Linked DNA regions of Homo sapiens: region 1 is linked to region 2. The links are chromatin contacts, found by Hi-C or POLR2A ChIA-PET in ENCODE. All regions are on one chromosome and are shown on one strand. The core of a region is the stretch at or near the end of the contact, and the rest is flanking DNA. Distances in the headings are between cores, read along the strand shown.

The links. A loop is a pair of places that touch in the nucleus more often than their neighbours do. ChIA-PET counts read pairs that join two places held with the same protein, here RNA polymerase II (POLR2A). Pooled maps may share reads with other maps.
Region 1: a map of dorsolateral prefrontal cortex shows a loop between it and region 2 (11-fold over the local background). The contact joins two enhancer-like sites. A Hi-C loop is called at or near these places in 3 of 168 maps with a recorded cell type or tissue (PC-3, dorsolateral prefrontal cortex and posterior cingulate gyrus) and 13 of 50 pooled maps. POLR2A ChIA-PET finds 5 or more read pairs at or near these places in 1 of 52 experiments (Panc1).

What each region holds. Positions count from the first base shown.
Region 1 is chr6:129,132,094-129,138,802 of GRCh38, forward strand. The region is part of intron 4 of LAMA2 (laminin subunit alpha 2); the gene reads left to right. Among named protein-coding and RNA genes, the nearest start is that of LAMA2, 250 kb to the left of the region's middle. Within about 2 kb of position 2,623, at least 5 of the 41 ENCODE cell types and tissues checked have a DNase peak (open chromatin) inside an H3K27ac peak, as active enhancers do; they include dorsolateral prefrontal cortex, where a contact is called at or near this core.
Region 2 is chr6:129,367,845-129,374,484 of GRCh38, forward strand. It overlaps LAMA2 (laminin subunit alpha 2), which reads left to right. Exons shown (of 65, transcript NM_000426.4): 34 at 2,048-2,146. Among named protein-coding and RNA genes, the nearest start is that of ARHGAP18, 340 kb to the right of the region's middle. RefSeq lists an enhancer at 2,647-3,156. Within about 2 kb of position 2,732, at least 4 of the 41 ENCODE cell types and tissues checked have a DNase peak (open chromatin) inside an H3K27ac peak, as active enhancers do; they include dorsolateral prefrontal cortex, where a contact is called at or near this core.

The sequences.
Region 1 (6,709 bases), core at 1,373-3,872, 240 kb before region 2:
CCCCAGAGCAACAGCCTCAGCACCTCAGCACAGATCTGGAGGGGATTTGAGCTAGAAAGAACTCTGACCTTACTCTTTTTTTTTTTTTTTTGAGACAGAGTCTCGCTCTGTCACCCAGGCTGGAGTGCAGTGGCACAATCTCGGCTCACTGCAAGCTCCACCTCCCGGGTTCATGCCATTCTCCCACCTCAGCCTCCTGAGTAGCTAGGACTACAGGCGCCCGCCACCACGCCTGGCTAATTTTTTGTATTTTTAGTAGAGACGGGGTTTCACTGTGTTAGCCAGGATGGTCTCGATCTCCTGACCTCGTGATCGGCCCGCCTCGGCCTCCCAAAGTGCTGGGATTACAGGCGTGAGCCACCGCACCAGCCTCTGACCTTACTCTTAATTGCTTGCATGAAAATTGGATATGGATAAGAATGCAAACCCAAGAACATGTCCTGCTTTCCTTGATGCACATTCTCCTATTGATGTTCAGTGACCTTAGCATTTCCAGAAGCACCTCTTTATTGTGGATGGAAACTTACTTATTCATGTTGTCTCAGGCTGTCCAGGTTGGTAACAGGTAACTGCTATAAAGGGTGGAGCACATCCTGCTAAATGGAGAGATCCAGTGTCATTTACATTTTTTTTAACTCTTTCAAGGGTAATGGCAACTAACAATAGTTTCTCCTGTGTGCTAGATATTGTTCTAATCATTTTACATAAATTATTTCTTTTAATCCACCAAACAGCACTATAAGATAGATATTATTTTTATTTACCTTTGTTAGAGAAAACTGAGGTATAGAGAGATTAAGTAAATTGTCTAAATTCACACAGATAGTAAGTGGAGGAGCCAGAATTTGAACACAAGCAATTTGTCTCCAACAAATTTGATCTTAAACTATGGTTAACTCTCTGAACACACACACAAACACACATACGTACATGCAATCACACAAAGTATCAGGCACATGGGGATAGACAATATTAGAAAAGCATATACATACAAACATCCTTACAGTTGTACACATAGACTCAGGTTTATAAACCCACTGAAGTGAAGACTCATCATTTATGAAAATATACAATTTTGTTCTGCAAAATAATTTAATTTTTTAAAATTCCTTGTGCAATGAGAAAAGATCAGAGAGGCCTACAGTTTCCTTTTACAGAGCTAGGCCAGGGGCTGTATTTAGAGTAATTGAACACATGATTTTACTTGAATGCGGAGAAACTTGACCAACTGTGAATATGCAATTTCACTCTACAGATGAAATAAAATTAAACGGGGCAAAAGTAAAGAAGAATGGAGACTAGGTAAAGTGATGGAAAGAGACACCAAAAAATTAGTCATGTGAAAGCAAAACTAAGAGGAGAGGGAAAGGTGGCAAAAGAAGGGAACATTCAGAGAATGTTGATATATTGAGAGGTGAGAATAGGGAGTTGGTAGGCAAGTGTCAGAGTGTGGGAGGATGGTGACAGTCACTAGGAACTCCAGTTTGCATACACACAATGTTAAGAACATTAGAAATTAGCTAGCCAATGGAATGCTCAGTCTTGAAGAGCTTGTGTCTCTGCTTAAACTCCTGTATGCATTAGTATGATTCCATAAATTTAAAGTCTCTGACATCTTGAGTTTTAAGCTTTCTGAACATTAAATCAGTGGAGGCTGCTAGTAGCTATCCTGAAATGCTGCTTCTATACATATGAGTAAAAATCCAAATTAATGTATTTATACAGCTTTTCATTTGTGTACTCGTAAAATACACACACACACAGAGACAATTCAACACACACACACACACGCGCACACACAATTCAACTTTTCTCTGAAGAACCTTTGAGTCAGAGAATGAGAATGAAGGAGACTGAATTTCTCTTTTAAGTTCCTGTCTAGGTTTTGTTCCAATCTAATGACACAGGATCTGGCACTGTATTTAGACCTCCTGCTCCAAGATTTTATTTTTATTTTAAACAAGTGTTCCCACACGGGGACTGAAAACAAAACAGGAAAATGTTGCTTAAGTTTTCCTTTGAGCTGCTGTTATCTGACTTTCAAGTGTACTGATTGTTCCGTCTCACCAATGTAGGTCATTGTACTCTCAGTTACTTTGTTTTCTATCGGAACTTTCTCTAGCAGCTCTCCACATTAAGGGAGATCATGTTATTTCACATATTTATTTTTGTTATTAACATATTTTCTTCATCTCCCTATAATTTGAGGTTTTAGCACTTTCTTCTTTGTAGAATTTACCATAAAGCATACGTATTTTTGAAAACTAGGGAATAGCTTTTACTTACTAAAGTACTTAAGTACTAAACCTATCATAACCAATTTCATTTATTAAGATGTTAGTAAGACTTTAGGAGTTGTTGGTTCTTTTCCGGAGAATAATGCTTTAGCCCAGCAGTCCCCAACCTTTTTGGTACCAGGGATTGGTTTTGTGGAAGACAGTTTTTCCATGGAATTGACAGGGGGGATGGGGAGTGGGGATGGGTTTCCAGATGAAACTGTTTTACCTCATATCATCAAGCATTAGTTAGAGTCTCATAAGGAGCCTGCAAGCTAGGTCCCTCACATGCACAGTTTACAATAGGGCTTGTGCTCCTTTGAGAACCTAATGCCACAGCTGCTGATCTGACAGGAGGTGGAGCTCAGACACCTCCTTCTGTGCAGCCTGGTTCCTAACAGGCCACAGATAGTACTGGTCCATGGCCCAGCAGTTGGGGACCCCTGCTTTAGCCCTCAACTCTTAGGCATGTTTCAGTTCTGATTTTGGTCAGCATAGAGCTTTCCTTCTATTTACCAGGAGGGTCTCTACTGATATGGATCAATGGCAGGAGGTGATATTGGGTCTGGAACTATCCTTTGGCTTAGTGACATTTGTACTCTAATCTGCCTCACTCCTGCCCCTTCTCAGGGGACCTGGGCACCGTCGGATCCCATGACAGGTCCTACATGGTGACCTAGGGCACGGTAAAAAGTCTACCCCAGGAAGCCTAGAATGGATAGAATACAAATTCATCCAACACAAATTCATGAAGAAAAGCCAAGATCTGCAGAAAATCAAACAGTAAAGACTATTCCAGAAGAGCAACAGGAGGACGATAAAGAGGAGATGGAGTTAAAATACTGGGTCTGTCATAGACAGGATTGGAATGGAATCCCAAATCAGATGATAGAATGAAGGGAAGGTACATGGAATAGACTCTCACTAGTGGTGAGCTTTCGGTCACTACAAGTCTTCAAAAGGGGCCTAGATGACCAGTTCTTTTTCATCCAACAAATGCTTATTGAACCCTTCCTCTGTGGGTAGTGATGGGCACATTCAGTGAATTCAGACTGGAATCGAACACATTGTAACCATTAAATGAGTTAATCTTATATGAGTTCATACATACAGATCACATGCAAGAGTGTCTCATATCCAGTAAGTTTGCAAGAATAACTACTATTGTTTTTGTGTACAAGATCTTGTGTATTGTAATTTCTGAAATAGCAATGAGGTTGGAATACATGACTAATGATTTTATCCTCTTATGATATCTCTGGTTGGGGCACACCCAAAACAAAATTTGGAGCAATGCAAATGTTCGAGGAGAGTGAGAGAACTTCCTTCTGGTGTTTTTCTCTAATGACTTGCTCTGAAGCTACTCCTCTTAGATTCTTTCCTAGCTGTGTATTCCTATATAGTCTTAGCTTAACAGCACAAAGATTTAACAGTGGTGTCTGCATTTGATAAAATGTAAATGAGAAGCTCCCAAAAGAGATTGAGAAGCTCTATTTTGACAACTCTTCTTTTATCTGTGTAATTATTATATACTTTAACTGAAGAAAGAAAAACACAAAGATAAATACAATATTTCAACTTCGAGTACTTTTTAAAAATTATTTGAAAGCATTTAAAAATAGATGTAAAATGAACTCCTGTATGTCAAATTCCTTTCAGAGAAAAAAAAAAGTGAGAGGGAAGGGGGAAATTTGCATTTAGTAATTTTTTTTGTTTTTTTGAAAATTTCAGGCACTTAGTAATCACTGTTCCTTTTGTACGTCATGCCCAATGGGAACGATACCAGGATCTTTCACTCAATTCTGTGGATTACAGGTCACCCACCTGGGCATGTTTCAGATGAAACTAACCTAAGCTCATCTTGAGTAAGGGGCTTAGAAGTAAATGCTTTGTTGGTTGCTTTGAGTTGTACAAAGCAGGACGACCACCAGAGGCTTTCTAAGAAAAAGAATCATAGAGACTTTGATAAAATTGGAACTCCTAAAGCAGCTAAGGCTTTGCTTCTATTTTTGATCATTTTTAAAAAGTTAGTTCTTCTGGTGTTTGGTAGTTCCATAGTAGTTAGAAAGCACTGCCACATGAAATCTGCTATTGGTAGAAAAAGAAAATGTTACAGCCAACTCTGATACAACATGAGAGAGAGACAGAGAGAGAGAGAGAAGGGAGAGAAGAGACATGTTCTTCTTTGACCAGCAGGAAAAAAAAAAAAGCTGCACAAACCTTTTAACTAGTTTCACTAGCAGAAAAGAAAAATAAAAATATAAAATAGCAAATAATCTTTAAAGAAAACTGATTTTCTTATTATGCTGAAATTTATTAAAGACTGTTGTGTTGACTGAAGAATATGTTTAAATATTTTGTGGAAGGCAAAGCTTTCATTCAGGAATGACAAGTGCAAGGACTGTAATTCTAAAGAAATTAAAGAAAAGAAGAATGGCAATTTAAGTTCAGGGACAATTGGAATCAAGCAGTAATGATTTACAGCTTTTTAAAATTTTCAGGCACTTAGTGGTCAGTGTTCCTTTTATGCGTTATGACCAGTGGGAAGGATACCAGGATCTTCCATTCAGTTATTATGGGTTACAGGTCACCCATCCGTGACCTGTGGTCACAGTGTTAGGTATCGAAAGCATAATACCTTCTTATCTAAGAAGGAAAGACCTGTTAAGTCTAAGCTTAGGGGTAGAGTTGTCAACGATACAGTCATATTTGTTGAACAGTTCAAGTTGCCATTTCTTGTATTCTTGGAAGAGGTAAGTTAAAGAAGGTTGTGCACAGTTCTTGACATTTTATTATTACAGCACTACCTTTCAAGCCACTCAGTAGTCATCGGACATGTAAGAGTGGTTGTTCTATTTGGTCGTGTAAATTTCTAGTGACAGTAGGAAAAAAAAAAAAGACCTTTATTAAAGACCTTCCAAACTAATTCAGTGCCCTACATGCTGCATGAAAATGAGGACTTTCCAGTTCTGAGTAGAAGGAATATTAAGGCACCTGAAGGGACAAATCCATTTATAAAATTATTTTTCTTTTTGTGATAAAAATATAAATGGCTCTGCTAGTATACTAAAAAATATAAATGGCTCTACTAGTATATTTAATAATCCTTCATTGATTTACCTAAACGTATGAAGATACCCATATAATATTTTTAAAAATAAGTTATTGTAGCTCTAAAATAATTTATTAGACTAGAATAAATAAATTTATACTAGAATTTATGATGAACAGTCAATAAATGGAATTAAAAATATAGGTAAAATACAGTTAAAATATATACAAATTTTAAGTGATACATGCAATGCACAAATTGTAAATGTTTGATTGAGGAAAGAGCTAATTCATTGGAAGCTCTAGTCCAGTCTATAGTATTTGGGGACTGCTATTGATATGTTCATTCAACAAATAATTACTGATAATATAGTATGTACTGAAATCATTATGCTAAACACTGAGGGTTTACAATAAATAAGAAAATGTATAACCTCATTGAACTTAAATCTAGTAGCAGACACAAGCAAGTAAATTGGCAATAAAAATAGGGGGAGTCAAGGGAGTTTGGATAAATTATAGAAGAAGCTCCTAGACAGTCCATGGAGGTATTTGTGGGAGGATGGAATTGGCAACACAGCTGAGATTTTAAAGATATATAAAGTACATCTGTGTAAATGGCAAGCAGTGAGAACACAGAAAAGGTGTTTGAGGAAAGGGCCTAAAGATAAGATAGACCATGACACAGAAAGGAAAGTAAAAATGATTCAGTGACCATCTAGTAGATATCCAATACATATATTTGAGTGAATGAGTGATAGACTGACTATATGAATGGGAAATATTGAAATATAAAGAGGAAGGCCAGAGATAAAGCTCTGAAAGGTAAGCATATATTTTAAGACTTCAGAGTACCTAATTTTCTGAATATGCAAATGAGCAGTATTAGAATTAATAAAAATAACCCTAAAAATGAGAACTCTTGGTTGGAGAAAATAACAAAATATGAAGTAAAGGAAAATTGACAGAATACTTCAAAAACTGTGCCTGATATAATTGGAAATAATGCCTGGAAACAGATTGAGTCCATAATCCTGTATGTGTTCATTAAGGCCAGGAAGATTCTTGGTAAGGAAATGTCTAGTCTGAAAGGTCTAAAGATTTTATTAATCTGTATAATAAATTATATCTTATGAAACTCTTGTCATTTATCCAGTATATTTGAATTACCCGTGCATTACTGTTTCATATATTCATGGTACTTTCATATTTTATAACATTTAAAAATATTTCAATATTCCATTGATTTGAATAAGATTCTTTAAATTACAGTGAAAGCTTTCTGATAAGGTATGGTAAGATTATTTTTCAGTAATTATGCTGATACATATAATAAAGCTACTGACAATTCATAAAGATGATAATACACTTAGTACAAACTG
Region 2 (6,640 bases), core at 1,482-3,981:
TTTACATCTCCCCAAATTTATATGTTGAAAGTCTGTCACAGTCCATTGGAGCTGCTGTGACAAATACCATAAACTGATTAGCTTATAAACAATAGAAATATATCTCTCACAGTTCTGAGGCTGGGAAGCCCAAGATCAAGGTACCAGCAATGTTCAATGTCTAGTGAAGGCCTGTTCCTCACAGAGGGTGACTTCTTGCTATGACCCCACATTTAATTCATTTAATATCTGGATACTGAGGAAAAGGATAGCTAGCTCTCTGGGGTCTCTTTAATAAGGGCACTAATCCCAATCATGAAGGCTACATTCTCATGACTCAATCACTTCCCAAAGGCTCCACCTCCTAATATCATCACATTGGGAACTAGGATGTCAACACATGGATATTAGAAGGACACAAACATTCTGCCTTCTGCCGTGTGAGGACACAGGGAGAAGGCAGCTGTGCTTAACAGAGCCATGTGAGCAGAGGCAGTGGTGTGAATTAGATCTGTCTGGCAGATATTAAAAGTCAGACCTGCTAGTGAAAGATAAGGCTGGAGACTTCAGTGAGGCAGGGTGATATGATGGACAACCTTGAAAGCCAGGCAGAGGAACCTGAGTTTACCTTGTGGTCCTGGTATTCAGGGAAGTGAAGAGTTTTAATGAAAAGAATGCCGATCAGTTATTTTCCTTGTATATGGAGAGAATACAGAAAAATAAATTAAACTAGAAAAGCAAACATTTTAGTTGAACATGAAACATTTTAAAACTAATACTTAAGCAATGGATGATGAAGTAAAGAGGATCCTATAGAAGAGGCTCCAATTTGTGAACATCTTCTAAGCCAAGGGATTCAGTGACCCATCCACTTCTGGCTGGATATTGATCCAGATGACCTGGATTATCCTTAAATTCTAGTCTTTCTTGATTTTTTATTTTGTTCTTCTTCCATCATTCACTTGACATTTGTATACTGAGGATCACCTTCTGGTATTATAAAAACTTAAGTTATTTCACCTCTTTGCTCAATTTCTTTAACTATGTCAGTGCTCCCCAAGCTTCAGCCAAAGACCATCAAGGACACACATGTGATGGAACAAAGTGGGATTTATTAACTTGTTGCAACAAGGGGCACTGAACACCATGGGGGAATTGTGGGCTGTCTCAATAAGAAGGTGTTAGGAATAACTTCTAGTATTTGAGGCTGTGCTAGATAACTTAAGGTTAGCACTCAACTGGGTGCTATTCAGAAGTGGGAGTAATTCTGTGAGTATTTTGTGAATCCTATCTAGAGGGAAGGAAGAACAGAGGGAGGATAAAGCTATGATTAATAAGGAGGCAGTGTTCATTCATATTAGCCAGGAAATGGGAGGTTGGGGTAGTTTTGTGGTCTACACAAAACCCGCTATGGTTTTGTCTGCGCTTAGACATTACAGGGTAGTCTCTTTTTTTCTGTTTCATTCATCACTGGTTCAGAGTGACCTTGTCTAATTTAGTGTCCTATGAGATTATTTATGTTCCATAGGAAAAAAATATGGCCCTGCTGTTAGGCCAGTTCCTAGCAACACCGAGGACAGGCCAGTTAGTTAGCGCCTAGCCAGGTCTCTATGTTAAGGCCTGCCGTTCTCTTTTTTACCTGTGATCTGTGTCTCTGTTAATTGGAATGGGAGCCTTAAATGGGCCAGGCAAGGAGTTTATCTTAACTCTACCCCTTACTGACTGTGTGATCTCGTGCACATTTTTAACTGTCTTCAAGACAGTTTGCTCTTTCATGAAATGGAATAATGCTTACCCCCCATAGAGCTGTTGTGAAAATTAAATGAAAAAACAAAACATAAAAAGCCTGGCACATAGTAATTTCTCAATAAGTCACTGCAATTTTTATTATTTGCCTGAATATTTGGCATGACACTCAATGTGTAAGTGCCCAGTTGAAATAGTTTCCTTATCTTTTCTTTGAAGGTGAGAAGGCTAAGTTCCTTTTATATACAAAAATGTGTTCTGTCGAACACTATCACTGCAAGGCCATTTACTAAAAATGTTTATGGGATGGAATCTTTTTCAGCACTTGCTGTCACCTCAGCGGGCCCCAGAGAGGCTTATTCAGCTGGCAGAGGGCAATCTGAATACACTCGTGACCGAAATGAACGAGCTGCTGACCAGGGTAAGGTGGCAAAATTATGAATCTTCTGAAAGCAGATAGATTATGTCAATGAAGGAAAATTACTTCAAAGTTCTGAAATGCAAATCACCTTCTTCCTAATTCCCAATTTGGTATATAAAATAGATGTATTCTGACTTGCTAATTCTGCTTCAAATCAAATCATAGAAATCAGTAGCACGCAGAAAAATTGGGGATACCTGGAAATTGTCAATGGCTAAAAAGTCCAGAATGACAGTGTATTTTGAGAACTTTATTCAGTAGCCTCCGTGGTAAAGTTTGTATCTGTTCTGATTTCCAAAAGCACTATCTTTGATTGTGTAAAGAGAAAGAAAAACAAATGAAAATGCTTGTGGTCTCTTTCATCTCATCGTGGGATTTTTGCATTAGTATAGAAATACAGTGTAAATCAGTCTTTCCACACAAAAGAGGAAATCTTCTCTATTGTGAGACTCCAAAGTGCTTAAGACACTTTTTAAAGTCAGAATGTAAAGTCCATGTTGCATTTATCAGGCTTTTTAAAGAATTGGAAATTTTAAATTTTCAAAACTGCGATGGTATTAAAAACTTTTTGCAGTTAGAGAATGAAGAAAACAACATAAAGCCCGCCATCTTGTGGCCAGAAATATGCATGAAGCTAGAAACGGGGCTGCAAAGTACGGATTTAATTTGATTATCTAAGAGCTTTAAATGATAAAGAGTATTGGAGCTAGAAGGTTCCTGGGGATTATCGAGTCCACTTTGTATTTTAAAGAAGAGCTGCCTCGGGCCATGACAGTGAAACGAATTAACAATGGCCATACAATTTGCTAAACTCAGGGACTTAAGCTGGACCCAGTCTCAAGATTCCCACTGGCCCAGTACTTTTTCTACATAGCCTGCTGTCGGTTTAGGAAAATATCCACAGGAAAATCAAATAGGCTTCTGAGCACATAATGCTAAACAACGGCCCTGATGTTACAATAGCATACTAAACACTTTTTCAGAATCTCATAGCAACAATATAGAATGTACAGATACAACACGGAGTTTCTTGCCAAATGTATGTAGACATTAGATTAAATTGAGTGCATTTATCTCATATTAATTTAATATGAAATAATTCATATTTGTTATAAATAAGAATTTTCTAACAGGTCATGGTAGAATAAATCAATTTAACAAGCACACATAAATGTTCATAACATACAAAGCCTAAGTTACGTGTTGGCAGATGAAAAATATGAATGAGGCTCAATCTGTCTTCAAAGAACTTTGAGATGTGTGTGTGTGTGTGTGTGTGTGTGTGTGTGTACATCAGCATTTAAGTGTATGGAGGACCATATTAGACAACTGCATGCAGGTATATAATAAAACATGAAATAAAATAAAGTCGGAAGAAATTCTGGAGAAATATTTAATAATAGAATAATTTCATCTGCTTAGGGGTAATTAGAAAAAATTTCATGTAATAAATGGCATTTCATTCATTCATTCACTTAACTAATACTTTTTGGGAGTCTCTCATGTTCTAGGAATTATGACACTGGGGATAGAAGTGTGAGCAAAACTGCGCAGTCCTTGCCCTCATTGGCTTAGTATAGTCTAATGATCTGACGTTAGAGACACAAAAAGTATTTCTTTTTTTTTTTTTTTTTGAGACAGAGTCTTGCTCTGTCGCCGAGGCTGGAGTGCAGTGGTGCGATCTTGGCTCACTGCAACCTCCGCCTCCCGGGTTCAAGTGATTTTCCTGCCTCAGCCTCCCAAGTAGCTGGGATTACAGGTGTGTGCCACCACACCTGGCTAATTTTTTTTGTATTTTTAGTAGAGACGGGTTTCACCATGTTCGTCAGGCTGGTCTTGAACTCCTGACCTTGTGATTCGCCTGCCTTGGCCTCCCAAAATGCTGGGATTACAGGCATGAGCCACCGCACCTGGCCACAAGAAGTATTTCATTAAGAGTGTCAGATCTTTATTATGTCTCAACCTATACTCTTTACCCTTTCCAGCAGATTGTCTCATGCTATGTTTTTTAAACAGACTTTATTTTTTAGAACAGCTTAAAGTTCAAAGAAAAATTGAGTGTAAAGTTCAGAGTGTTCTCATATCTACTCCCTGCCCCCACAACCTTCCCCACCAGAATGGTACATTTATTATAGTCGATAAACCTAAGTTGACACCTCCTCATCACCCAAAGTCCATAGTTTACATTAGGGTTCCCTCTTGGTATTGTACATTCTATGGGTTTGGAAAAATGCATTATGACATGTGTCCACCGTTGTTGTAAAATATAGAAAAGTTTTACTGCCCGAAAACTCCTCTATGCTTCACCTATTCATACCTCCCTCTTCCTTGACCCCTGGCAACCACTCATATTTTTACTACATCCATAGTTTTGCCTTTTTTGGAATATATAGCTGGAATCATACAGTGTGGTACTTTTTCATATTAGCTTCTTTCCCTTGGTAATATACACTTAAGGTTTCTCCATATTTTTTCATGACTTTATAGCTCATTTCTTTGTAGTGTTGAATAATATTTCATTGTTTAGACATATCACTGTTTACTTATTCATTCCCCTACTGAAGGACATCTTGGTTGCTTCCAAATTTTGGCAGCATGAATCAAGTTGCTGTAAACATCTTTGTGCAGACTTTTGTGTGGACTTAAGTTTTCAACCTATTTGGGTGAATATAAAGGAGCATGATTGCTGGATGGTATGGTAAGAGTATATTTAGTTTTGAAAGAAATTACCAAAATGTATTCCAAATGGTCTTTTCTATTTTGCATTCCCACCGGCAATAAATGAGAGTTTCTGTTGCTCCACATCCTCAATAGCATTTGGTGTTTTTAGTGTTTGGATTTTGTCATTCTAATAAGTGTGTATGGTATCTCATTCTTGTTTTAGTTTGCAATTCCTTAATGACATATGATGTCGAGCATCTTTTCATATGCTTATTTGCCATCTGTATATCTTCTTTGGTAAGGTGTCTATTTAGGTCTTTTTCCATTTTTTCATTGGGTTGTTTTCTTGTCGAATTCAGAGTTTTTTGTATATTTTGGGTAATAGTCCTTTATCAGATATGTCTTTTGCCATTATTTGCTTCCCCTCTGTGGCTTGTCTTGTTCTCTTGAGAAGTGTCTTTCACAGAGCAGAAGTTTTTAATTGTAACGAAGCCCAGCTTATCAATTAGGTTTCTCCTTGTTGAGCCTTTGGTGTTGTATCTAAAGACTCATTGCCATATCCACGGTCATCTAGATTTTCTCCTATGCTATCTTCTAGGAGCGTTACAGTTTTGCATTTTACACTTAGGTCTATAATCCATTTTTAGTTAATTCCAATACTATTTTAAAATAAACTTTTTACTTTACAGTAGTTTTAGATTTCAAAAAACTTGCAAAGAGAGTACCAAGAGCCTTCACATACTCCATTCCCAGTCTCCCCATTGTTAACATCTTACATTAGCATGGTACATGTGTCATATACATGTTATATACATGTGTCATATACATATTAGCTCATATACATGAGCTAATAATATTGAAATATTACCATTAACCCAAGACTGTATTCATATTTTTTCAGTGTTTACTGAATGTTTTTTTACTGTTTCAGGATCCCATGCAGGATACTACATTACATTTAGCCATTGTGTCTTCTTAGGGTTCCTCTAGACTGTGACGACACTGTCAAAAATACTGTAACAGTGTTTCTGATGACTTTGAGAGTTTGGACAGGTTCATGTGTTTGGTAAGCTGTCCCTCAATTGGGGTTTGCCTCATATCTTTCTCATGATTAGAATGGAATTATGAGTTTTTGTGGGAAAAACTTCAGAGGTAAAGTACCATTTTCATCACATCAAGAACCCATGTGACCAATATGACTTATTACTGTGGATATTGACCCTGATCACCTGACTAACATAGTGTTTGCCAGATTTTTCCACTGTAAAGTTACTCTTTTATGCCCTTTTCATACTCTAATACTATTTTTATCTGCCCATTCTTCAGATTCAGTAACATAAAAGGCGCAGAAATAGGACTACTGAAAGCAAAGATCACTTTGATGGGTTGAGAAGGGGGAGGAAATGTAAATACTCATTAATTACTTTTTTCCTACCATATTTATAATTACAAATATATCTTCCATGCAGACCATAAATACTCAAGTCAACATGACCAATTCTCTCTTTCCCTGTGGTCAAGCTGCATGACAATCAAAAGGTGAATTAATACAGATGGAATTATAATTAGAGAGTTAGATGGTTTCATTATCCAAAATCAGGCTAAGCACGCTAATGCCTCTATCTCAGAGTCATGAATGATCCTGCAGTTGTGACCAGGGTATGAGAAATGCAGTGGCCACAACTTCCAATTACCCATGACTACATTAGAGGAGACAGTGCTCTAGACTAGGACTGCACATTGGAATTACCAGGAGCCCTATCTCACACCCATAGGTTGTGATGCAGTTGGTCTGGGGTAGAGTCAGACCACTGGGATATTCAAGAACTCCCC